Regions from separate parts of the Homo sapiens genome. Here all the other regions are linked to region 3. Evidence: chromatin loops called from intact Hi-C (ENCODE). Cell type or tissue: heart left ventricle. All regions are shown on one strand.

Region 1 (8,000 bases), 800 kb before region 3:
GTCCTGCTCTCCTAGACTGAGCCAGAATGGGATGGGGTTGGGACCAGCACAGGGCCAACCTATGGAAGGAGCCCAGTACCATGGGTGTCCTGACCAGAACTGAGTCCACAGGGCCCTGCCCTTTGACTGGAGATGCCTTGCCTGCTGTTCGTGCTTGGGTAGGAACAGGGCTGCCTCCCAGGGCACTCCCTGGTCAGTGAGCTGTGTCTGCAGGGGATGGCTGCTCCAGTCCATCTTCTCCACTCAGAGCAGGATGAGGTGGGTAACAGTAAGTCCAGATCTGGACACAGTGAGCGTGGTGTGCGGGTGACCTTTGGGCAGCTGGAGCTATAGGTCTGTCTCAGTGGCAATCAGCGAGGGAAAGTAGGGGTTAAGTCAGAAGGTGAAGGACCCCAAAAAGGTCATTGTGATACTGTGGAGGGAGCACTGGTTCCAATCCCAGCTCCACCTCTCAGGCAAATGAGGTCACCCCTCTGTGCCTCAGTTTCCTTGTTAGTAAATTAAGGGTAAAATTGCCAGTCTCCTACAGTGGAAGACATAAGTTTAAATGAGATCATGTAACATGGGGCACAAGGCCTTGCACAGAGGGTGTGCTCTCTAGAAGACTGACTAGGGCTTTTCCAGGTTGGGGAGTGCAGTGGAACCCACAACTGTACTGAGAGACAGACATCCCTTTTCAGTAGCAGGCCCAGAGAGCATCCCCATGGGCTTCAATACGGGGCACAGAGCTCAGCCTCTTAAGTCCCTGAAGGTCAGAAGTAGCTGGCTCTAAAAGTATCCAAACATTTAAAATCCAACCTGTGCTGTCTGGCCTGCTGAGCGCAACACCAACACCCCACAGTGGAAGCCATGAGCTCACTGTGTATGTCTGGAAGCTCCCCACCCCCGGGACTGAGGGCCTCCCGCACGCCTCTGCTCCATGGCATGCTCCCTCCTGCTGTGTCCACCACCTTCTGCGTGCTGTGTCTTTGCCACTGGCTGTGAGCACATTTGTACGTCTCTGCATGGTTAAACTGCACTTCCCGTGGGCAGATAAGATGCCTTTTTCTTTGTATCTTCAGCAACCAGCAAGGTGTTTGATACATAGAGAGGGAAAGTAAATACTGGATTATTTTTCTTTTTTTAAAAAAAAAATTTCCCTCAGCTTTACTGAAGTATAATTGGCAAATAAAAATTGTATATATGGCTGGGCATGGTGGCTCATACCTGTAATTCCAGCACTTTGGGAGGCCAAGGCAGGTAGATTGCTTGAGCTCAGGAGTTCTGGAGAACAGCTTGGGCAACATGGTGAAACCCTGTTTCTACCAAAAATACAAAAATTAGCCGGGCATGGTGTGTACCTGCAGTCCCAGATACTAGGGAGGTTGAGGTGGGAAGATTGCTTGAGCCCAGGAGGTGGGAGGATTGCTTGAGCGCAGGAGGTGGAGGTTGCAGTGAGCTGAGAGGGCACCAGTGGGCTCCAGCCTAGGTGACAGAGTCAGACCCTGTCTCAAAAAAAAAAAAAAAAAAAAAAAAGGATGTATTCAATGTGTACAATGTGATGTTTTGGTATATGTATATACCGTGATGATCACCACAATCAAGCTAATTAACATATCTATCGCCTTACATAGTTACCATTTTGGTGAGAACACTGAAAACCGACCCTTTCGGCACACTTCAAGCACACAATACGTGATTGTTAACTATAGTCACCATGCTGTACGTAGATCCCCAGAATTTATCTTATAACTCAAAGTTTGTACCCTTTGACCGACATCTTCTCATTTCTCCCTCACATCCCGGCCCTAATAACCACCATTTCACTCTATTTCTATGATGTCAACTTTTTTAGATTCCACATACAAGTGAGATCATGCAGTCTTGTTTTCCTTTATAAGTGGAACGGTTCCGAGTGAGCATGGTTAAGACTCAATATGACCAGCAGAGGGCGCAAGAACCAAGGAAGATGCGGGGGCGGGGCGATAAGGCCTCCCTGTGAGCAAGATTTCCTGGAAACACTTCTAGCAAGCAACACATTTATAATCTCTATTTTTTCTGTCATATTCTTTCCCTTTGCCTAGTCCCTGCAAGATTTGTCACTTGGCAGCTGCAAAGGCTCAAGGCTTGGGAAACTCCCAGAAAATCAGAGCCACCGCCCCCTGTCCATCCACATTTCAACAGCTGGAGAGGATTTAGATGGAATTGCCAGGGGTTGGGAATGGCTGGTTGGGAAGAAGCACTGTCGCCGGGGGTGGCCTTCGCCCTTAAGGGGCGTCAAGCCTACGTCACTGGGCTCTCAGCAGTTCGTTAGGCAGCCACTGAAGGGAGTGAGCGCCCTGTCTCCAGGGGTGTGCAAGGAGCTGGAAGGCAGGGTAAACTATTTCTACTCCAAAGGCTGTTGCAAGGATTGAGAGGGTGATTGTACGTTGTGCAATCCGGTGTCTGGGTATAGTATTAATAAGGGAAACATTTAAATTGTTGAGAACTCAGAAATGGGTGTAGGAAATGAGTCAGGTGATTCTGTGTTCCTAAGTCCCAAATACTGTTAAATTAATAGATGCTTTCCTGGAGAAAAGAATTTAAAAGAAAAAAATGTTAACATAAGGCAACATGTCTGATATGGAAGTGCAATATTTGTGCTATCAGAATAATTGAAACTGCACAAGAATTGGCAAACTGTGGCCCATTGCCTGTTTTTGTTTGGCCAGCAAACTGAGAATGGTTTTTACATATTTAAGTGGTTGAAAAAAAAATAAGAATCATATTTTGCGATGTGAAAATTAGATATAATTCAGGTTTTCATATCTATAAATAAAGTTGGTTGGAACACAGCCATACCCACTCATTTATGCATTATCTAGGGCTACTTTCACACTACAAAGACAGGGCTGAGTCACCACAATAGGGCCATGTGGCCTGCAAAGTCTAAAACATTTGCTTATATGGCCCTTTACAGAACAAGTTTTTCAATCCATGACCTAAGCTGTTAACACTAGCAAGGAGAAAGATTCACCTAAAAACCCCCTCTTGTTTTCTCATTTGGGAAAACTGAGGCTTGGACAGGAAATGGGCTTGCTCAAGGGCAGTAGCAGGAAGAGGTCTGCAAACCAGGGGTCCAGCTCATCTCGAGGTCCCCTGTGTGCTTTGCCAATCTGCAAATATGTGGAATTTGGCCATTTGGGAACTGGGCTTGTAAGCCCATTCCTGGCACCAAGAGGCAGGAACAAGGCAGAAAGTACAGATGTGACATGGGAGAGGGGGCCCAGGGAAGCCCAGTGCCTGTGGAGGTGGCACCAGCTCCTGTCCCATCCTCTTCGTGTGTCATCTTCAGTCAGTTCAAACCAGCAGGAGGCAGGAGGGCTGGCCTGGAGCCAGGGTACCAGAGGCTGATCCTGCCTGGCATCTGAGGGGTGGTGTGGCTGTAGCCTCCTTTTCCCCACCTAGACCCCAGAACTCTTGCCTGTAAAAGAAGCACCATGCCCCCTGTTCCATCCCCTCCCGAGCAGCACCCAGTGGGAGGTGCAGCTGGAGGAGGCAGTACCCAGCCCCCTCTCCCTTCCAGTCCTGGCAAGGTGGTGGAGGGGGGAGGTGGCAGGTGAAGACAGGACTGGTAGCCACAGTAGAGTCCTGTGTCAGGAAGGACAGATGCAAGTGTGAGTCCCTGCTGGAATGTGGGCAGGCCAATGTGATCTGGCCTGGCCTCCCTGCCACCAGGAGACATTCTGGAGGAGATGCTGTGGTCCACCTCACCTGGCTAAGGGGCCAGGGCCCAGACCCCTTCCCCAATCCCAGGCCTAGCTCCCCAGGCTGCCCAAGCTGGAAAGAATTCCCCACCCCCTACACAGGCTATAGAACCCTCCAAGAGCTCTGTGCCTATTAAACGTATTAAATCTGCAGAGCGTCTGGCACCTGGTGGGCACACCGCGAGCATGAAGGCCTCTTCTCTTATTAGGAGGACGGGACTGTGGCTTGGCCGTCCTTCTGATGAAAAGGAACAGAAAGTGGGGGGAGCGGGAGCAGAAGAGGAGACAAGAGCGAGAGTGAACGAGCAACAAAAGAAAGAAGAGGGGTGGGGGGAGGACTAAAAAAAAACAAAAGAAAGAGGAGGGGGAAATGGGTGGAAGAAGGGAAGAGAGGAAAAAAAAAAGCAAATAAAGAAAGAAAAGGGGAAAAGAAAGAAAAGCCGAGTCGTTTCCGCGGGCGCCTCGCCGCGTTCTGGCCCGCACGAGCCGGCCGCTCTCTGGGGTCTCAGGCTCTGCACGTCGGGGAGGCTCCTCGAAAAGCCGGGTCTGCAGCTTCCAGGGGCTGTGACCAGCGCTTCATGGGCTCTGTGGGAGCCCGGGGTGGAAACCAGGTCTCGAGCTGCGGCCTGGCACCAGCCCAGATGGGGCAAGGGAGGGCCTGCGGAGTCGGTCCGCACCGACCCTGACTCTCCTCGGAAGGCCGAAGCTGTATGCTCGTGGGGATCAGTCCTGGGCCAAGGGAGCATTCTCGAAGGGTCCACACTCGCCGGGGGGAGAGCGCCTGTGCGGGTCGCAAACACCATCCCCGCCCGGCCTTGCAGTCCGCGCCCAGCAGCGCGGCCGTGCCCACAGAGCCCCGGCACCCAGACGGCTACTTCCTGGCTCTGGGTGTGGCCTCAGGCGCCGCTGGTTCGCGTAACTGGACTCGGATGCAAGGTCTCTGCGGGAGCCGCCGGGGCTGGCGAGCGGTGGGTGTGAAATGGAGGCGGGACCCGTCCAGGGCCTGGAGGGCTGGGAGCGGCGGGCTGGCGGCTCCGCGAGTCCAGGAGCATCGCCTCAGGTTCCTGGACCACTAAGAACCGGGTCATCTCCGGGTCACAGGAGCGAGTTATTTATTTCCTATCTAAGGATCTGTCTTTTATTTTTATTTATTATTTTGGTTAAGAGACGGGGTCTGGATCTGTTGCCCAGGCTTGTGCAGTGGGGCAATCATTGTTCACTGCAGCCTCGAACTGTTGGGCTCAAGGAATCCCCCTACCTCAACCTGCCTAGAAGCTGGGACTACAGGCGCTTGCCACCACGCTGGGCTGTTGGATGTATTTAAACTAACACTTCCATAGAAAATTAAACATTAAAAAAATCAACAACAAAACTTACAAAACAAAAATAAAGTAGCGAATTCCAAAGGAACAAATTTGTAAATTGCTCCAAGAGGGGGAGCTTGGAAAGAGAGGGGGATGTGTCTAAAGGCGCTGTCACCCGAAACACAATTTGACCCCGAGCTTCTAGGGCTTTGAAATGACTCAAAACGAATGCCCACATTTGAGTTCGAAATTTTCATGAAAGAAAGGGTCACAGAGACTGGCTTCTCCAAAGAGAAAGCGAGTTGGTGGTCTCCAGGAGATAATGACCTGTAAGCGTGGGGAGGGGGTAATTTTATAATTCCAAAATTTTCTGTTTTGAAGCTAGAAAAGATGTTGCCAGTCTCGGCTCGGGGCAAAAGCAGGGCGAACGCCGCAGCCCACCCGGACAGGGCGTTCCGGGCGCGGTCCAGGCGGCCTCTGTCGGGCACAGCACACCTGCGGCCAAGGCCGGTGCCCCAGTCCCAGCAGCACCACCAACGCCACCAACAGCCTGCTGGGCCAAGGACAATCAGAACCAAAGGTTTAAAAAAAAAAAAGAAGAAGAAGAAAAAAGAAAAGAGGAAACGAGCTCCATTCCCGGCGCTCGCGACGCGTCCCCAGGGACGGACCGTGTGCTGGGTGGCTGGGCGCGCAAGGCTGCGCGGGGAGCAGAAGGCCGCGAGGTGGGGCGGCCCGGGGCCGCCTGGGCCCCTAGGGGCTGGACGTCAACCTGTTAGATAGAGGGCGTGGGACCCCCCGCAGGCGGCTGCTCGGACGACCGCATCCGGAGGTGAGCTGACCGTTCTGGAAGAAGCCTCCGCTCCACCGCGGCCCCAACTTCGTTTTGCCAATTAAGATGCAGACCCGCTGCAAGTGGGAGCGGAAACAAACTGCCCACGGCTGAGGCGGATGGAGGAGAGCCCAGCGCCCTCCAAGCGATGCACGATCCCCCTGCCGCTGGCTGCTGGCCGCTGAGCCTGCTCGAGTGCTCCTTCCAGACTTAGCTTCCTCCTCTGTACAACGAACGGCTCCTGGACCCGTTCGCACGCGGAGCCATTTCACAATCCCGTCTGGGAGGCGCTGGAGTAGGAGAAGGGTGTGGGTGGAGGGGAGGTGGTTCTGGAACCTACACCTGAATGCTTAGGGGATTCGGTTGTGGGAATGAGGTGGTCCCCTCCCTGTCCCGCAGCCTCCAAAGGGGCTGTAGGGTCTGAGGGGCAGAACATGGGTGGGGAGGGGGCCGGTTCTGCGCTCCGAGGGCCCCTCATCCAGCGACCGGGCGGCGCCGAGGAACCCCTGCCGCCCGGAGCCCCTCGCCGCCCGGCTGCTAGGGAGGGCGGCTGGCCCGGGGCGCTGAGGTCACCTTTTCCACTGCGCCCGCCGCGAGCAGGACGGTTTCCGGGATTTTCGCGGCGGCGGCTAGAGGCCTCGGGAGGGGGTGTGTCCCAGGCGTTGGGCTGGCAGCTGCGCCCCTGGGGTGGGGACTGCAATCCCAGACTGCACCCCACTGGGGAGGAGGCTTCCCCTCTCTGGGCCTCGGTGTCCTCGACAGGGAGGGGGTTCCCCTTCTCTGGGACCCTCTTTTTTCGGCCGCCAACGCGGCAGTGCCTGAGCAGAGGAGGCCCCGCCGCCGCCGCCGTTTTTGTGTAATTTTCGCCTAAAAGGGGTTTATCTGCTGGTTTGCCCTGGGGTCGGGCGACGGGGAGGCTGTGTCTATCAAGAGCCGGGGGATCAGGGACAGACCTACAAGGGAGGTGTTTTGGGCGACCGGGGGCAGGACCCTGGCTCTCTCAGCCCCTGGAGCCAGCTGCGGTCTCCCAAAGTTCCCTAGGCGCTGGGCATTCTCCTTCCAGCCCTCAGGGCCTCATTCCCAAAGCCACCCTCTGCTCATGCTGCAGGGCTGGCCTGGGGCTGCAGGAAATGGTCCTGGCCAGAGTCCAAGGAGCTGGGGGTGCACACCTGTGGAATGGGGTGAGGGCTGGGCTGCACTACTCTTTTGACTCCCCAAAATCTAGAGATGAGGCCTCCATCCTGAAAATGACCCCCTTCCCCACAAGCTGACCAAGAAGCTACCCCAGGGGGATGGCTCATAGTAAAATAAGTTTAGTGACAGCTGATGAACAGTGTGATCCCCAAATCCTTGGATCTGGAATCTGGGGACCCATTTTGAGGATGTGAGACCCTCAGGTCTTGAGCATGGGGCAGAGATGGTTCAAATTTGGGTAGCTTCTGTTAGGGCCCAAATAACAGGGGATGGGACAGAGGCTAGCTGGGCCTACTCAGGGGAGAAACCACCACTAGGCTATGCCCTTAGGGAGATGCAGAAGCCAGGGGGTGAGGAAGGGGCAGGGGCCCTGCTAAGATGGGGGAGGTGAGGGAGGAAGCCGGAAAAAGGAGCTTGATATGGCTCTGTACAAGAAGCAATAGTAAACCAGCCCTACTCACTGGAGTCCCTGCACCAGGGCTGCCTCTTGCTGGGCCTCAGTTTCCCATCTGAAAAAGGAGATGGTTGGATTGAGTGATACTATTGCACTCATCTAGGGAGGGTTCTCTGAGTCTACCCGTTGATAGGGGGAGCCTGACTGGGCTGCCCCAGCCTCCCAGGAGACACTGGCTTGTTTCTATTTGCCAGGTAGGATGTCAGTGGCTGCTTGGCCAACAGCGACAGGGCCAGCTTCCTGGTCTCTTGGTCTCTCAGGAGGAGGCCTGCTCAGTGTGGGATACTGTTGCTCTTAGTGCGCCCCTCTCCACCCTTTCCAAAGAACCATGTAGGCTCACAGCACCACTCTCCGAGGGAGTCCGAAGCAACTGGCGGCCATTGAGGCCACCTTCTTTCAGTCCCAATGGTAACTCTGAGTTCAGAAAGTCATGCAACAACTGGGAAGGAGAGACAGTGGGCTCTTGGGACTGGGATCTTACCAGAGTAAGGTAG
Region 2 (8,000 bases), 59 kb before region 3:
TCTCCCTGTCACTTAAGTGCTCACACCCAAAAGCCATGATATCCACAGGGACACACTGGGAAGACAGCATGAGACTTCCACCATATATGTGTCCCCTTCTGTTCCCTCCACCCCCGGGAGGGTGTCCCCACTGCTCTAGGAGGCTTGGCATCCCCACACACTCCACGCCCTCCTGGTGGGAAGAGCCTCCCTGCTACTCCCAGGTCTGGAAGATTTGAACCAGTCGACCCAAGCTGGGGGCCAGCAGGCTCCTGCCTGCCCTTTCACCACAAAGTGGAGAGAGGGTCTGGGTCTGGTTCCAGGAGGACAGGGTTTGGCAAGTGCACAGGAATGGCTGGTGCAGAGCAAGCCACACCATCCCCCATGCTCTGTCTGGAGTCGCTCAGTCACGGAGGCTCTGGGTGTGCGGAAAGGGCTGTTCACAACCCCATGGGAACGCAGCCAACAGATGAGAAAACCAATAAATATGCAACTACACACTGTGCCAAAAATTACCAGTCAGGGCACCCCTGCCCCCGAAGAAAAGCTCCAGTTTCAGGCAGCCTGGGGAAGAAGGCATTCCCCACCCCACCTAAGGCACGGGCAGGTCTGAGGTCCCTGGAGGAAGTGGCCTCTGTGCAGGCATGATGTTTGAGCAGTGGGTGGTTTATGTCACTACAGGGCCAGGCAACGGGGCGCCACTTGGACAAGAGGCAGGCACTGGGCCTGCTCTGCAGTGAGTGGTCAGTGGGCTCAGTGGAGCCATTTTGATGTCCACACCAGGCATCTGCCACTGACCAGCAAAGGGGAGGCCTGACAGAGCTCTTCCACCTGCTGCCTCCAACATTCTCTGCTGGTCTTAAAACAAACTCACTTCCTTTAAATCCAAGTTCCCTCTTTAACCTCATCTTGAGCAACAAAATACACAACCGCATTGACAGGTGAGCCAGTGTGTGTTTTTTCTAATTCATGATTTTAAAAAGAACATCACGGCTGGGCACGGTGGCTCACACCGGTAATCCCAGCACTTTGGAAGGCCGACGCGGGCAGATCACCTGAGGTCAGGAGTTTGAGACCAGCCTGGCCAATGTGGTGAAACCTCATCTCTATTAAAAATACAAAATTAGCCAGGTGTGGTGGCAGGCGCCTGTAATCCCAGCTACTCGGGAGGCTGAGGCAGGAGAATCGCTTGAACCCGGGAGGTGGAGGTTGTAGTGAGCCGAGATCACACCATTGCACTCCAGCCTAGGCAACAAGACTGAAACTCTGTCTCAAAAAAAAAGGACATCATTATAAAGATGAACATTTTTCCCGACACCACCAAATAAAAGTGGCCAAGGAGTGTGAGGAGTCACAGACGGAGGCTGATGTGCCCCTAGACTTCTTTGCAGAAAAGGGACCCTGACGCCGGTGACCTGTCCCAGATGCTGCCCTCCATCTGGATGAGTGCAGCCAGGGAAGGAGGTGCTCAGTTGGGGGTGAGTCGGCGGCACTGGACTCTTCCCACATTCAGTCTTCTTTGTCAAGGGCTCCAAGAAGTTTACAATTCTCTGAGGCAAAAACCTGAACTTGAATATCTGGCCCCTGGTTGCTTTTGTAAATCATACTATTTTATTTAAAAAGGGAGGGAGGAATTATTAGCTGGGTGTGGTGGCACACGCCTGGTGTCTCAGTTACTTGGGAGGCTGAGATGGGAGAATCACCTGAGCCTGGAAGCAGAGGTTGCAGCTGAGCCAAGATCCTGCCACTGCACTCCAGCCTGGGCCACAGAGCAAGACCCTGCCTCAAAAAAAGGGGGTGGGAAGGGGCAGAGGGAGCAGGGGAAGGTGCCAAGTGAGCTTTACTCTCTTAAAGGCCACCTGGGACCCTGCCGCCCGCACATACACACCGGTACTCACCCTGTCACCCACACACAGAAGGAAGTAGGTGCCTGCCTGCCCCAGGGGTAAGTTGGGATGTAAAATGTGTCATCATAGGGTCAAACAGTTGTAAAAGATGCCATTTCCAGCATTTTATAAATACTGACTTTTTAAAAATGTTCTTTGAAATGTTTCCCGTGGAACCCAAATGTCGGCAATCTGATGCCCTCCACCAGCTGTTTCTAAACACGGGAATAAACACGTCTCCAGCTCCAACCAGGACGCAACCTCCATTCCCACGGAGGTGATGGACACGACGCGGCTCTTCCCGAAAGCCTCTCACTGACTGCCCTGCCACACTTCCCTGCCATCACATCATTCCTATCGGAATCTAGCTTTCCTTAGTTTCCTGCGAACGTAAGACTCTAAGGACCAAAGGATTTTCTTCAGAACTGAATCACTATCATAAATTAGCAGTGCATAGTTGACCAAAGCAAAGGGATAACTAATTTTGTTGAAAGTGCCTCCGTTACTGAGCCAGATGGAGCTCTTGTGCCAATTACTTGGGGTGTCCATGGGTGACTGTAAATCATATGTAGAAGGAGGCAGGCCCAGCATCGTTCTGTCCACCTTCTGGTGTGCGGATGTTGAACTTTGAGAAAGCCTGATCCTGTCAGCCAGTAGACGGGTGGAGAGAGTCTGTCATGGCCTTGTCACAAACTCTCCATGCTCCCTTGAGCACGTACAAAACTTCAGCTGTCCTTCCCCGGGACAAGCTGGCAGCCATGCCAGGGACTCCTCTAGGTTCTACTGAACACATGCAATGGGGGTGGTGCCCGGTCCATACTGGCTTCCCATGCCAGCACCCAGCATAAGAGCCAGCAGCAAGGGGAGGTCCAGGGAAGGTCGGGGGTCCCCACCCACCTGCCTGTTAGGAAGCCCCCATGCCCAGCATGAGCACGGCAGGTCAGTTTTGGGACTGGCCCTCTGTGCTGGGCCCCGCCCTCCCCACCGCAGGGCTCCGGTCACAGGGCAGGCTGCAGGAGCCCTCCCCACCCCAGGCCCACCCAATACCCTCCATCGTGGGCAAAGACAGGGCCACCATGGGATGCTAGTGGAGCTGTCACCACGTGGCAGGGATGGGTGGGCAGCCCAGGAGGAGGGCAGGACCACAGAATGGAGCCATGAAGGCCAAGATAAAGAAGAGGACCAAAGGGGGACCCAGGCTGGGTCAGGCACCCCTGAGGCAATGAACCATGACAGGGTGCAGCTGACAGGACTGTGGACCACCTGGGGTCTGATGCTGGGGCAGCACGGGCAGGCAGGAGCCTTCCCAAGGTGCCCACTCCCCGGGCCCACCACACCCACAAAGCCTCTCCCGGGACCTGAAGCCTCACAGTCCACAGACCAGATGTGGTCCTTCCTTCCAACAGGAACCTCACCAGGGCTGGACAGCCCCCAGCCCCCTCCTCAGGCCACCCCATGGAGGTCTCCCCAGCTAGGGCCTCAGGGAGACCCAACCCTCTGCCCAACAACAGCAGTGACACGCCATCCAGTTAGTCTCTCTGCCCATCAGCTCCTGGCTGGGCTGCAGGGTCATCAACTCTACCTCACTGGGCCCCATCCCCCTTCACAAAACAGGAAAGGTCGGAGGTCTCCTCAGGGTTAGTGCACGGCTGTGCTGACAGGTAGAGTTGCCCAGAACCGCAGCTGGCACAGCCAACCTCACCCTCGGCCCCTTCCTACCATGTCCCGTCCTGCACTGGTGTTGGGCAGCATGGACAGAACAGGAAAAGCTATTCCAATCAGAGAGACGGGGTGGAACCTAGGCTCAGACACTAACCCTGCCTCTGAGCTCAGCTCCCCATCTGTGTAGTGGGCAGATAGCAGCACCCATCCCCCACAGTGTCCAGCCCTCAGCAAGTAATATGCACCCTGTGTACACCCTCGTGGGCTCTGGGTGGTACACCTGCCTCCAGAGGAGGCCTGGCCCACTGCAGATCAAGCAGACAGGACCTATGCTCATTCACACCCTGGGGGAACCACTTTAAACAACCAAGACTCCCTCCCCAACAACCCTGCAGCCAGGGAACCCTGTCCTGGAGGAAGAGAGGATCCCCTTTGGTCCCCAGGCCTCCAACACCAGGTGATGTCCCAGCCAGGAGGAGCCCGGCGCTAAGCAGGGTGGGGCCTGGATGCGCCTGCACTCTCCAGGCTTCCAGGGCAGGGCACCAAGGCCAGTGCCACCATCTGCACCTGCACTCACCTGGATCAGAAATGACAGAGCCCAAGCGAGGAAGCAGGTGGGCAAGCTGGTGGCAACAGGTGGAGCTGGGCACATGGCATACGGGTGTTTTATTTCCAAATAAATGTTTTAAAGCTTGCAGGGCTGACCTAGAGCTCCATAAAAGCAAAGGAGCCCCCACATAGCCTCTTCCACCTGAGCGACCCCACTCTCAGCACTGCGTGTCCCAGATGGGCTAAGCCTCGGCCCACACTACCCTGAGTAGGCGCCTGCCCAGCCCTCTGTGGACAGGGGTCTCCCCAAGGACCAGCATCCTTAAATGAAGACCACCAGCTAAAAGCCAATGACAAACTTGGAAACAATCCACACTTAATCCTTAACACTAGGGGTCTCTGAGGGGAAAGGGAAAGGGCTTCCTCCCTAGGATCCATATCCACACTTTTGGATGCAGGTATCCCTACTGTGGTCAGAAGAACTGATGAGCATTTGTCCTTGTGTGCACTTTTTGAAAGAGAGGAGCAGGAGGGACTCAAGCCGGGCATCACCCAGGGCTGCCACAGGCCCTCCAGGACAGTGGCCAGCCCCGCCCACGGCATGTTGACCAATGGGACTGGGGGTGTTGGTAGATACAGACCATTCACATTTAGGGGAAACGGCTCAGAAAGCTACCTTGTCAGAGGGCCACCTCGTGCCAAGGCACCTGCCATCAGGCTGGAGGGAGGAAGAGAGCTTGAACCCATGCCCCTCCCCTCCAGGGACATCCAGGTGCCCTCCTCTCCTGTCTACAGGTGGGCTTAACACGGGCAGCTGAGGGGCAGAGGGACACAGGCCTGGCCCCGGTCTCAGCCACAAGTCCTGGTGCCATGTCACTGGGTGGCCACCCTCCTCTCCAAGGCCAGAGGTCAGCAGGCTGCCCTGGCCCTGCATGAGTCCTGAGAGCCAACCTGTCACATCCAGGCTCCCCACGCCCGTCTGTTCTCCTTCGGAGGCAGGGGGAAGAGGGAGAGCCAGGCAAGGGGTCCCTGGGGCAGAGGGGTGCAGCCAACTCAGGACAACCAAACCCCAGGAAGCCGGGGCAGCCCTGGCCCTGACAGCCAGACAACCCAGACACACACCCCCAACATGGACAGGCAGCTGTGCAGGCAGCAGACACTGCAGGGCCAGCCCCAAAGGAGGAGGCCTTTCCTGTTCTCAAGGGAACACTGATGTTACTTCCTGACGGGGAAATGTCTGCTCGAACCCTCGGCCCTGGACCAGAGCAGTGGTTCGACCACCCCAGGATGAAATGAAAATGGGGCCCTCCCAGTGGGCACACAAGTGAGGAAGAGAAATCCCCATGGGGCCATCCCACCACAAAAACTTTCCTGATTGCAGGCCTGGCTCCTCCCCAGGAGAACACATCGGCACTCACCCAAGGTAACTGGGAGCCCGGCGGGCACAGGCCAGGCGGCCACCCCTGCATCTGACCACATCATGTATCTGGTTTCTAGAAAGGGCCAGCCCCACCCCATGGCCACTTCCCGCAGGGACACCTAAAGATAGATTTGGATAGCACCAGGGACACAGGTCAGCAGGGTTAGCAGCTCCACCATCAAGAACAGCTCCTGTGGGGTGGGGCAGGCGGGGCACCCCAGGGCAAGGCCTGTGGAATCCTGTGGAGTTCCACAGAATTCTGAGGAGACAGCTGTAGAGGCCAAGCTACTGGGGTCTTCCTGCGGCTGCCCTGCCCCCACACAGGGTTCAAAGGCTCAGGGCACCCCAAGGTGGCAGTGGGTGAGGGTCTAACAGTCTGTGGAATATTGTGGCCCCTCGAAGGCAGGCCCTTCCCCCCACCCCACCCCCCCAACGTAGGGAAATACCCAGACCTGTAGCTCTGGGCAATGAGGAAGGGCTGGGCATTCTGGTGCCTGCTACTGTACAAGGCCCTGGTTCTGGCTTGGTCTTCTACGCCTACGCCCAGAATGAAGTCACCTAGGCCTCACTTCCTTTCCTCCCCAGAGGCCCTAGGTGGCCCAAGCTATCACCAAGAGCTAAGATGACCTTGAAGGCCAGGCTACTAGGATTCAAGGCCGGTGTTGGCCTCAGGTCAAGATGTCCACTGAATAAACATGTGCCCAGGCACAAACATCTGTGGTGTCCCTCTAAGCCAGGAATGGCACCAGGCTGCTTGGCAGGGGAGTGGGGGCACCAACAGATGGCCCCAGCAGCATGAGATCAGGGCCACAGGAGGACCATGGAAGGGTAAAGCAGCATGGGGGTGAGGTTAGGCCCCCCTGCCCACATCTGCACCCCAATCCCATTAACTGACTCCTCAGTACCTCCCAGAACTGGCGGCAAGAGCCTTGGGGACCACAACCGAGACGGCAGGTACACAGCACACATATACCTGAAATAAACCTCAGCACCATTCATCCTCATGCCACCATTCTGACTCTTCTGGAGAAAAGGAAACCCCACACTCAGCACTGCTTCTCCCACTAAAGTTGTGCGGCCCAAAACAGTAGCTACACATGTGGCTAATGAGCACTTGAAATCAGGCCAGTACAGGTTGAGATGTTCTGTAAGTGCACAGTACGTGGCAGCGGCGTAGTATCTTCTTAAAAGATTTTTTGGGCTGGGCACGGTGGCTTTCGCCTGTAATCCCAGCACTTTGGGAGGCCGAGGCAGGCGGATCACGAGGTCAAGAAATCAAGACCATCCTGGCCAACATGGTGAAACCCCATCTCTACTAAAAATACAAAAATTAGCTAGGCGTGGTGGTGCACGTCTGTAGTCTCAGCTACTTGGGAGGCTGAGGCAGGACAATCGCTTGAACCTGGGAGGCAGAGGTTGCAGTGAGCCGAGATCTCGCCACTGCACTCCAGCCTGGCAACAGAGCAAGACTTCGTCTCAAAAAAAAAAAGATTTTTTTGAATCTTATTGATAATTTTATATTGATTCACATCAAAAACATAATATTTTAGATATACTAAATTCCATCTGTTAAAATTAATTCCACCTGGTTTTTTTTTAGTTCTTTTTGTTTTGTTTGTTTGTTTGTTTGTTGTTGTTGTTGTTTTGAGACCGAGTCTCACTCTGTCACCCAGGCTGGAGCGCAGTGGTGCAGTGGTGCAGTGGTGCGATCTTGGTTTACTGCAACCTTTGTCTCCCAGGTTCAAGCGATTTTCCTGCCTCAGCCTCCCGAGCAGCTGATACCACAGGTGCTCGCTACCACGCCTGGCTAATTTTTGTTTCTTGTTTTTTGATACAGGATCTCACTCTGTCACCTAGGCTGGAGTGCAGTGGTGTGATCATGGCTCACTGCAGCCTCGACCTCCCAGGCTCAAGCAATCCTCCCACCTTGGCCTCCCCAGTAGCATCACACCCAGCTAATTTTAGTATTTTTTGTAGAGATGGGGTTTTGCCATGTTGCCCAGGCTGGTCTCAAACTCCTGGGCTCAAGCGATCCACCCACCTCAGCCTCCGAAAATGCTGGGACTACAGATGTGACCTACCATGCCTGGCTTCCACTTGTTCCTTTTATACTTTTAAAGTGACTGCTAAGCTGAAAATTGCACATATGGCTCACATTTGTGGCTCACATTACATTTCTATAGGACAGGAATGCCTTGGAGCATTACCACTAAGCAGTAGACTAAAAGCAGAGAAGCAAGGCAGAACTTCAGCAGTCTAACAGGGCTGGGAAGATGGCAATCAGAGCCCAGAGTCTGGCAAGGAAGAGAGGCCTTGGTAGACGTGCAGGCTTTCAGATTAGCCCTTCCAGAAGGGCTGTATACTAGAAGTCTGGATAAAACAGAACAGACCAACCAGCCCTCACAGGGGCTGAAACACAGCTTTGAATCAGTTCAATTCCAGACGGGGTTAATATGATTTGCTCTTATTCTGCTGCCTACTAGAGGCGGTAAAAAGTAAATCTC
Region 3 (8,000 bases):
TTGGTCAGGCTGGTCTTGAACTCCTGACCTCAGGTGATCCACCCGCCTCAGCTTCCCAAAGTGCTGGGATTACAGGAGTGAGCCACCGCAACTGGCCGGGTCAGGGGTCATTCTTATTGCTTTTCTGCCAACTGCCCACACCGGGGCTGGCGTCTTCCTGCCCCACCGTAAGGGCCCAGGGCTCCAACATGAGTCCTGAGTGTGGGGACACCTGAATGATGGCATGGCTGTCAGGACAAGGCCTCCCAGCCTCCAAATGTCTGGCCGTGGGAAGGGGAGAGCCTCAGCCGCAACACGAGCCTGCTCTCAGCTCATGTGTGGCATGGTGTGGACATGGCACCTTCCCATAGCCAAGACAGCTAGGCTCCCTGCCCACCACTGAGCTCAAACCTGGGCTCCGCCATCTCCGTAACTGGAAAGCAGAAACAACACCGGCACCTCCTCCTGGGGATGTAGGGAAGAGTCAGTGTCCGGTGGCTCCCGGCGGCGGAAATTTGTCCCATCATCGCGGCTTACCAAGGGGAAGGTGAGCCTCTGTGGTGTAAAAGGCTTGTCCCAGCCCTGGCCATTCCACGACTCAGTTGGGCCCATTTCCCTGTCTCCACTGCCCTATCACCAGAGTGTCCAGGGAGAAGCTGGATGGCAGGGCAGGGCACCGAGGACCCCAGGAGCCCAGCCGTGGACTTTGGATCTATCTCCCTCCCTGCTCCCGACACCCTTGTCCTCAGTACTCAATTGTGGGTTCTGCCTCCTCAATCAGATCCCAACTAAAAAGTCACCTCTGCAGAGAGAAGAGGTTCCTGCAGGGCTCTCTGGTGACCTTCATCTGTGCTTGCAGCCCTGCCTGAATCACCCTCCAATTTTATTTTATTTTTATTTTTATTTATTTATTTATTTATTTATTTATTTATTTATTTGACACAGAGTCTCGCTCTGTCACCAGGCTGGAGTGCAGTGGTGCAATCTCGGCTCACTGCAAGCTCCATCTCCTGGGTTCAAGCCATTCTCCTGCCTCTGCCTCCCAAGTAGCTGGGACTACAGGCACCCACCACTGTGCCCAGCTAGTTTTTTGTATTTTTAGTGGGGATGGGGTTTCACCATGTTAGCCAGGATGGTCTCGATCTCCTTACCTCGTGATCTGCCCGCCTCGGCCTCCCAAAGTGCTGGGATTACAGGTGTGTGCCACCACGCCTGGCCCATCGCCCTTCAATTAAAGTGTCACCATCTCCCTTGCCAGCAGGTCTTAGCATGAGAACTGTGTCCAGCTGACCCTGGGCGCCTCCCCAGTCCTCAGCAGAGCCTGAGCCGCTGGAGGTGAATCATGATGGGATTTCAATGAGCAAGGCCTCCACTAGGCTCTGAAGGCAACCCCTGAGCCCAAGACGAGTGCTGGGGCTGTGGCCACTGGAAGTGTGACCCCGGGGGCCTGATGGCCTCCATTCAAGTCCTACCCAAGGCCACCCCAGGCCACACCTGCCTGAGGAAGAGATGCTCTAGTCTGGGGGCACTGCCACAACCTCACCTCCTGGGCCTCAGTTTCCTGTCTACAAATGGTGTCATGGCACTGCTGGTCCCACAAGGCCACTGAGGGGGCAGAGTGGATATCTGCAGGGCTTGGAGCTGGTGGCCCAGGCTGTATCAGCTACTGTAGTTCTATGCACCCAAGACCCCAAACTCCTGAGTCCACCCTTCCTAAACCCTGGACAGTGAGGGATGCTGGGACCGGGTTGGCATATTACCACTGCCCAAGGTCCCTGTCCTCACTGTGCCACATGAGGGGAGGCTGCTGGAATGACTTGGCACTTAGTTCATACCTGGGTTCCTGCCAGTCACAACCCCATCTCACAGGTCACCAGGCAACCTCCCGAGAGGCCCAACTCCAGGCAGGGATCAGCAGAAACCCCCAGGCCTGCCCATGCCCCTCCTCATGGCCCTCAGGCCTGCCAGCAGCTCACTGAAAGGGACACAGCTTTGGATGGTTCTGCAGCAGGGCCACTTGTAACACAACATTAATTTGTCATTCTGTTGAATATGTTAATTTACTCAGAGATATTGTTTGTAACTTTGGAATTGTTTTGAAAATGTGCATAAGTTGTACATGACACAAAAAGTCAGGATGGTCAGGTCTAACCTCCAGTGGATGCAGGAAGCCCCTCCCAAGTCCCTGACAGGTGTCTGCCCAGAGGTGCCTTACTGCATTCACATCTGTCATGTCACTGCCCTGGGACAGTGAATAGCCCTGCCTCTGCCTGCACCGCCCGGCCCCTCAGCTCTGCCTCGCTGGACACACTGCCGACCACCAGATCGGCCATTACATTCCAGCCCAGAGAAAGAATCATGGGGTGAATGAATGAGAACATGAATTAGAAAGGTCAAAAGTTCTGGAAATTGGGCAGAAATGCGTAACAACATCCTGGAGGTTGCCAAGAGGCCAGCATTGCAGGGAAATGCCCAACCATCCGCTACAAAATTCTCAAGCTGAACAGCACAGTTTACCGAGATATAATTCACATAGCATAAGTTTCATCCTTTTAAAGTATATAATTCAGTGTGATTTAGTATACTCACAAAGTTGTGCGACCATCACCACTAAGTCCATAAGATTTTCATCACCTCTAAAAACCCTGTACTCATTAGCAGTCACTTCCCATCATCCCCTCACCAGCCCCTGGCAACCACTAATCTACTGCCTGTCTATAGACTTGCCAATTTGGCACATCTCATATAAATGGAATCATACAGTATGTGGCCTTCAGTGTCTGGCTTCTTTCGTCTGAGCTGCTTCCAAGTCATCTGTGTTTAGCCTGCATCAGCACTTCATTGCTTCTTGTAGCTGAATAATATTCCACTGAATGGATAAATCACATTTTGTTCATCCATTCACCAGCTGGTAGACATTTCAGTTGTCTCCACTTTTTGGTGATTGCGAACAGTGCTGCAATAAACACTCATCTACTGTGTTTTTGTACATGTCTAAGTGGAATTACTGGGTCAAAAGGTAATTCTTTTTTTTTTTTTGAGATGGAATCTCACTCTGTCACCCAGGCTGGAGTGTGCAGTGGCATGATCTCGGCTCACTGCAACCTCCACCTCCCGGGTTCAAGCGATTCTCCTGCCTCAGCCTCCCGGGTAGCTGGGATTACAGGCGTGCACCACCACCACACCTGGCTAATTTTTGTATTTTTAGTAGAGACGGGTTTCACCATGTTGCCTAGGCTGGTCTCGAACTCCTGACCTCAGGTGATCCACCTACCTCGGCCTCCCAAAGTGCTGAGATTATAGGTGTGAGCCACCGTGCCCAGCCGTCAAAAGATCATTCTATGTTTAACCTTTTGAGAAACCTCCAAAATGGTTTTCCACTGTGGCAGCACCATTTTACATTCCCACCAGCAATGTGTGAGGTTCCAGCTTCTGCAGGTCCTCGCCAACACTTGCCCTCTGCCTGTTGGTTTTGGTTTTAATGCCGGCACACTGGAGGATGTCACCTGCCCTATGCCTGTTTTTTTGTTTTGTTTTGTTTTAGACAGAGTCTCGCTCTGTTGTCCAGGCTGCAGTACAGTGTCACAATCTCAGCTCACTGCAACCTCCGCCTCCCAGGTTCAAGCGATTCTCCCGCCTCAGCCTCCTGAGTAGCTGGGACTACAGGCACCTGCCACCACACTCGGCTAATTTTTGTATTCTTAATAGAGACGGGGTTTCACCATATTGGCCAGGTTGGTATTGAACTCCTGACCTTGTGATCTGCCGACCTTGTGATCTGCCCGCCTTGGCCTCCCAAAGTGCTGGGATTACAGGCATGAGCCAACGCACCCGGCCTGCCTGTTGGTTTTAATGTCGGCATACTGGAGGGTGTGGGCAGTATTGTGCTGTGGCTTTGGTATGCTTTTCTTAGGTGACTGATGATGTCAAGCAGCTTCCTCATATTCGTTCTCCATTTGTATCTCTCCTTTGGAGAAATGTCTATTCAGATTATTTGCCCAGTTGTGAGTTGGGTTGTTTGTCTTTCTGTTGTTGAGTTTTAAGAGTTCTTTATGGGCTGGACACAGTGGTTTACGCCTGTTATCCCAGCACTCTGGGAGGCCGAGGCGGGTGGATCACCTGAGGTCAGAAGTTCGAGACCAGCCTGGCCAACATGGTGAAACCCCGTCTCCAATAAAAATATGAAAAAAATTGGCCAGGCATGGTGGCGGGCGCCTGTAATCCCAGCTACTCGTGAGGCTGGGGCAGGAGAATCGCTTGAACTCAGGAGACAGAGGTTGCAGTGAGGCGAGATCGCGCCACTGCAATCCAGCCTGGGCAACAGGAGCGAAACTCCGTCTCAAAAAAAAAAAAGAGTTCTTTATATTCTGGATACTGGTCACCTATCAGATATAAGATCCTTGCAAATATTTTTTCCCATTCTGTGGGTTGTCTTCTCAAAAGTTTTTAATTTTGATGAAATCCAGTTGATCTATTTTTTTTTCTTTGGCTGCTTGTGCCATCAATCTTTTGGCCAGACCGCCACACTCTGGCCGAGGCCCTGCCCCTCCCCTCTGGGCCCCTGGTCACCTCCTTTCCCCTCCCACACCAGGCCTGCTCTCAGAGCCCAGGTGCGCTGCGGCCCCTGCTGGCGGCTGTAGGCATCGCCAACCCTGTCGTCCCAGTCCTGGGACGCGCCTGCTGCCCTCCCTCCCTGTCCGCGCGGGCTGGTTATCAAGGCTGACTGGCTTAATGAGGGGCTCTGAGAACATGGGAGTTAGAAATGATAAACTTGACAGACCAGCATCTGTGCTCAAGGCTACTGTCATTTTCCCAGGAAGGGAAGGAAAGGAAAACATTTCCCCTTCCCTGGTCCAGGTCCAGCACTAGACCACAGCCATTCCTCATTTCATGCTACCCCCACCCTGTGAGGTCAAGATTCTCATCCCCATTCAACAGAAAAAACCAAGGCTCAGGGAAATGTAGTGAGTGCTCAAAGTTCTAGGGTTACTAAACTCTAGAACAGGGACTGACTGACTGACTCACTCATTCATTCAACAAACATTTGTGAGGATGTGCCTCATACAGACCCCCTGCTGAGCCCAGGCACGTGGCAATAAAGAGAAACAGAGACCATGTTCTGGCGAGCTCACAGTCTTGGGAGACAGACAGCAAATAAGAGCCATAGGGGAAGTTCGGCGCGGTCGCTCACGCCTGTAATCCCAGCACTTTGGGAGGCTGAGACGGGTGGATCACTTGAGGTCAGGAGTTCGAGACTAGCCTGGGCAACAGGGTGAAACCCCATCTCTACTAAAAATACAAAAATTAGCCAGGTGTAGTAGTGCATGCCTCTAATCCCAGCTGCTTGGGAAGCTGAAGCAGGAGAATCGCTTGAACCCGGGAGGTGGAGGTTGCAGTGAGCCGAGATGGCGCCACTGTACTCTAGCCTGGGTCACAGAGTGAGACCCAGAGGTCACAGAGTGAGACCTATCTCAAATAAAATAAAATAGCCATAGGGAAGTCCAGGCAGGACCCCCAGGAGCCAGGAGCCAGGTTCTGGAGTTTAGAGTCGGGGATCTGTTGGGGGAGTATGGGAGAAGGAATGTCACTCTCCTGGAGCCCACAGCCCCATGCTGACGTCTGACTGTAAGGACTGGAAGCTTCGTGGTCCTGCTCCTGCTGCAAGCAGAACCTATTGCCCAAGATGCCCCCCGACCCTCCAGGGGCCTGCCTAGTGGTTCTGTTACCAAACAGAAGAGTCACAGACAGAAGCAAAGTGCGGGACTGAGAGAAGGCCCCTACCCTTGTCCATCCGTGTGGATAGACAGCCTATGTTTGTGTTTGCTTCACACATCTACAAAAAGACATTCTGGAAGGAAACAGAAGACCTAAATACATAAATAACCATGGCTGCCTGGGTGGGGCAGTGGGGACAGGCATGGCTGGGAGGCCTTTTGAAAATGTAAACAGTTAAACATCAGTATTCAAAATTTAAAAATAGAAAGCGGCCAGGTGTGGTGGCTCACACCTGTAATCCCAGCACTTTGGGAGGCCAAGGAGGGCAGATCACCTGAGATCAGCAGTTCGAGAGCAGCCTGGACAACATGGTGAAACCCCATCTCTACTACAAATACAAAAATTAGCCAGGCATGGTGGTGCACACCTGTAGTCCCAGCTACTCGGGAGGCTGAGGCAGAAGAATTGCTTGAACCCGGGAGTCAGAGGCTGCCGTGAGCCAAGATCACGCCACTGAACTCCAGCCTGGGTGACAGAGCAAAACTCTGTCTCGAAAAAAATAAATAAATAAATAGGAATGATGAAAATGTTCTAAAATTGTGGTGATAGATGTACCACTCTGTGAATATACTAGAAAGTACTGAATCATACACTTTAAACGGGTGCATTGTATGGTATGTGAATTATATCTTACTAAAGCTGTTTAAAAAGGAAGTGGGGGCCAGCTGCAGTGGCTCACGCTTGTAATCCCAGCACTTTGGGAGGCCGAGGCAGGTGGATCACTTGAGCCAGGAGTTTGAGACCAGCCTGGCCAACATGGGGAAACCCCGTATCTACTAAACATACAAAAATTAGCCAGGCGTGGTGATGTGTGCCTATAGTCCCAGCTACTTGGGAGGCTGAAGTAGGAGGATCCCTTGAGCCCAGGAGGTTGAGGCTGCAGTAAGCCATGATCACACCACTGCACTCCAGCCTGGGTGGAAAAAGTGAGACCCTGTCTCAAAAAATATAAATAAATAAATAAATAGGAAGGGGAAGGCCGGGCATGGTGGCTCACACCTGTGATCCCAGCACTTTGGGAGGCCAAGAGGGGGCGGATCACCTGGGGGCGGATCACCTGAGGTCAGGAGTTCGAGACCAGCCTGACCAACATGGTGAAACCCAGTCTGTACTAAAAATACAAAATTAGCCAGGCGTGGTGGCGGGCGCCTGTAGTCCCAGCTACTCAGGAGGCTGAGGCACGAGAATCTGTTGAACCCAGGAGGTGGAGATTGCAGTGAGCTGAGATCCTGCCACTGCACTATACCCTGGGCAGCAAAGTGAAACTCCATCTCAAAAAATAAAATAAAATAAAAATAAATAAATAAACGAATAGAAAGGGGAAAACTAACAGTGCTGAAAGTTGTTCACTGAAATGTGAGAGTGGTGCAGATGGGGGCCAGGGAGACCTACAGATAGATGTATCAGCCTGATTTCGCACAACCCGGGGATGGTCAGCAGGCATCAGAGCCCCCAGCAGGCTTGCTAAAATATAGACTCCTGGCCTCACCCTCAGACCTTCTAAATCAGTGGGGTGGAAGAGGCCAGGGCCTGAGAATCTGCATTTCCAACACGTTTCCAAGGATGCTGGCACTGTGGTCCTGGGATCCTCTTTGAGGGCTGCTGGCCTAGATGGCCTTTGGTAGCACTGGGCACCTTGGGGATAGGAGAGGGAAGGAAAGGTTAACCATACACCATTTTGAATTTCATACTGTGTGATTAGTCTATAACAAAAATATATAAATAAGGTTTAAACGTTTAAATATTACTAGAACTTATAGAAATTAGGTGTGTGTAGCTGAGATGGCTAAGTGTCCTCCGCTATTCATTCTCTTTTTCTTCCTTAGGCATAGAAACCCTGAACTTTAGTTGAGAACATGGTTGCCTGGAGTAGAAACTACATCTCCCAGCTTCCGTTGTAGCTAGGTATGGCCACTTGGTGAAGTTCTGGCCACGACACATGAGTGAAAGTGTCCAGAAAGCTCTGAGAAGTGTCTTGGAGGGTCAGAGCGCACCTTTCTTCCTCCCTTCCTCCTTCCTGCTGGCTGGGATGCAAGCTTGATGACTGGAACTCAAGCAGCTATCTTAGGTCATGAGGTGGAGGCTACACGTGGAGAAAGCCAGGGCAGGAAGCTGGGAGGAAATGGGTGTCTGAGAATGTGGAGCTGCCACCGCAGCCATGTACAGCATGCCTCCAGACATCATTTGTGTAGTAAAGAAATGACTGTCTTGTTTAAGCAACTGGTACTTTGCCGTTTGTGTCACTC

The links. Peaks named below come from ENCODE experiments on the same cell type or tissue, not always from the same donor. Only the 100,000 strongest peaks of a DNase experiment are listed, where the experiment ranks them.
Region 1: a loop joins it to region 3, with 10 times the contacts of the local background. A loop is called at or near these places in 21 of 110 quality-filtered maps.
Region 2: a loop joins it to region 3, with 2.2 times the contacts of the local background. A loop is called at or near these places in 3 of 110 quality-filtered maps.

What each region holds. Positions count from the first base shown.
Region 1 is chr9:93,957,074-93,965,073 of GRCh38, reverse strand. BARX1-DT (BARX1 divergent transcript) reads right to left here. Exons shown (of 2, transcript NR_144455.1): 2 at 7,152-7,561. The region is part of intron 1 of LOC124902216 (a long non-coding RNA gene); the gene reads right to left. Among named protein-coding and RNA genes, the nearest start is that of BARX1-DT, 5.2 kb to the right of the region's middle. In heart left ventricle, a CTCF peak has its summit at 1,924 (motif pointing right); DNase peaks (open chromatin) are centred at 1,953, 4,513 and 6,063; H3K4me3 peaks cover 1,332 bases; H3K27me3 peaks cover 5,745 bases.
Region 2 is chr9:93,215,952-93,223,951 of GRCh38, reverse strand. The region is part of intron 2 of WNK2 (WNK lysine deficient protein kinase 2); the gene reads right to left. Among named protein-coding and RNA genes, the nearest start is that of WNK2, 36 kb to the right of the region's middle. In heart left ventricle, a CTCF peak has its summit at 5,606; DNase peaks (open chromatin) are centred at 4,061 and 5,551; H3K27ac peaks cover 1,983 bases.
Region 3 is chr9:93,156,730-93,164,729 of GRCh38, reverse strand. No RefSeq gene overlaps it. Among named protein-coding and RNA genes, the nearest start is that of WNK2, 23 kb to the left of the region's middle. RefSeq lists a silencer at 4,488-4,617 and enhancers at 7,767-7,826, 7,867-7,916. In heart left ventricle, CTCF peaks have their summits at 4,391 and 4,593 (motif pointing left); a DNase peak (open chromatin) is centred at 4,609.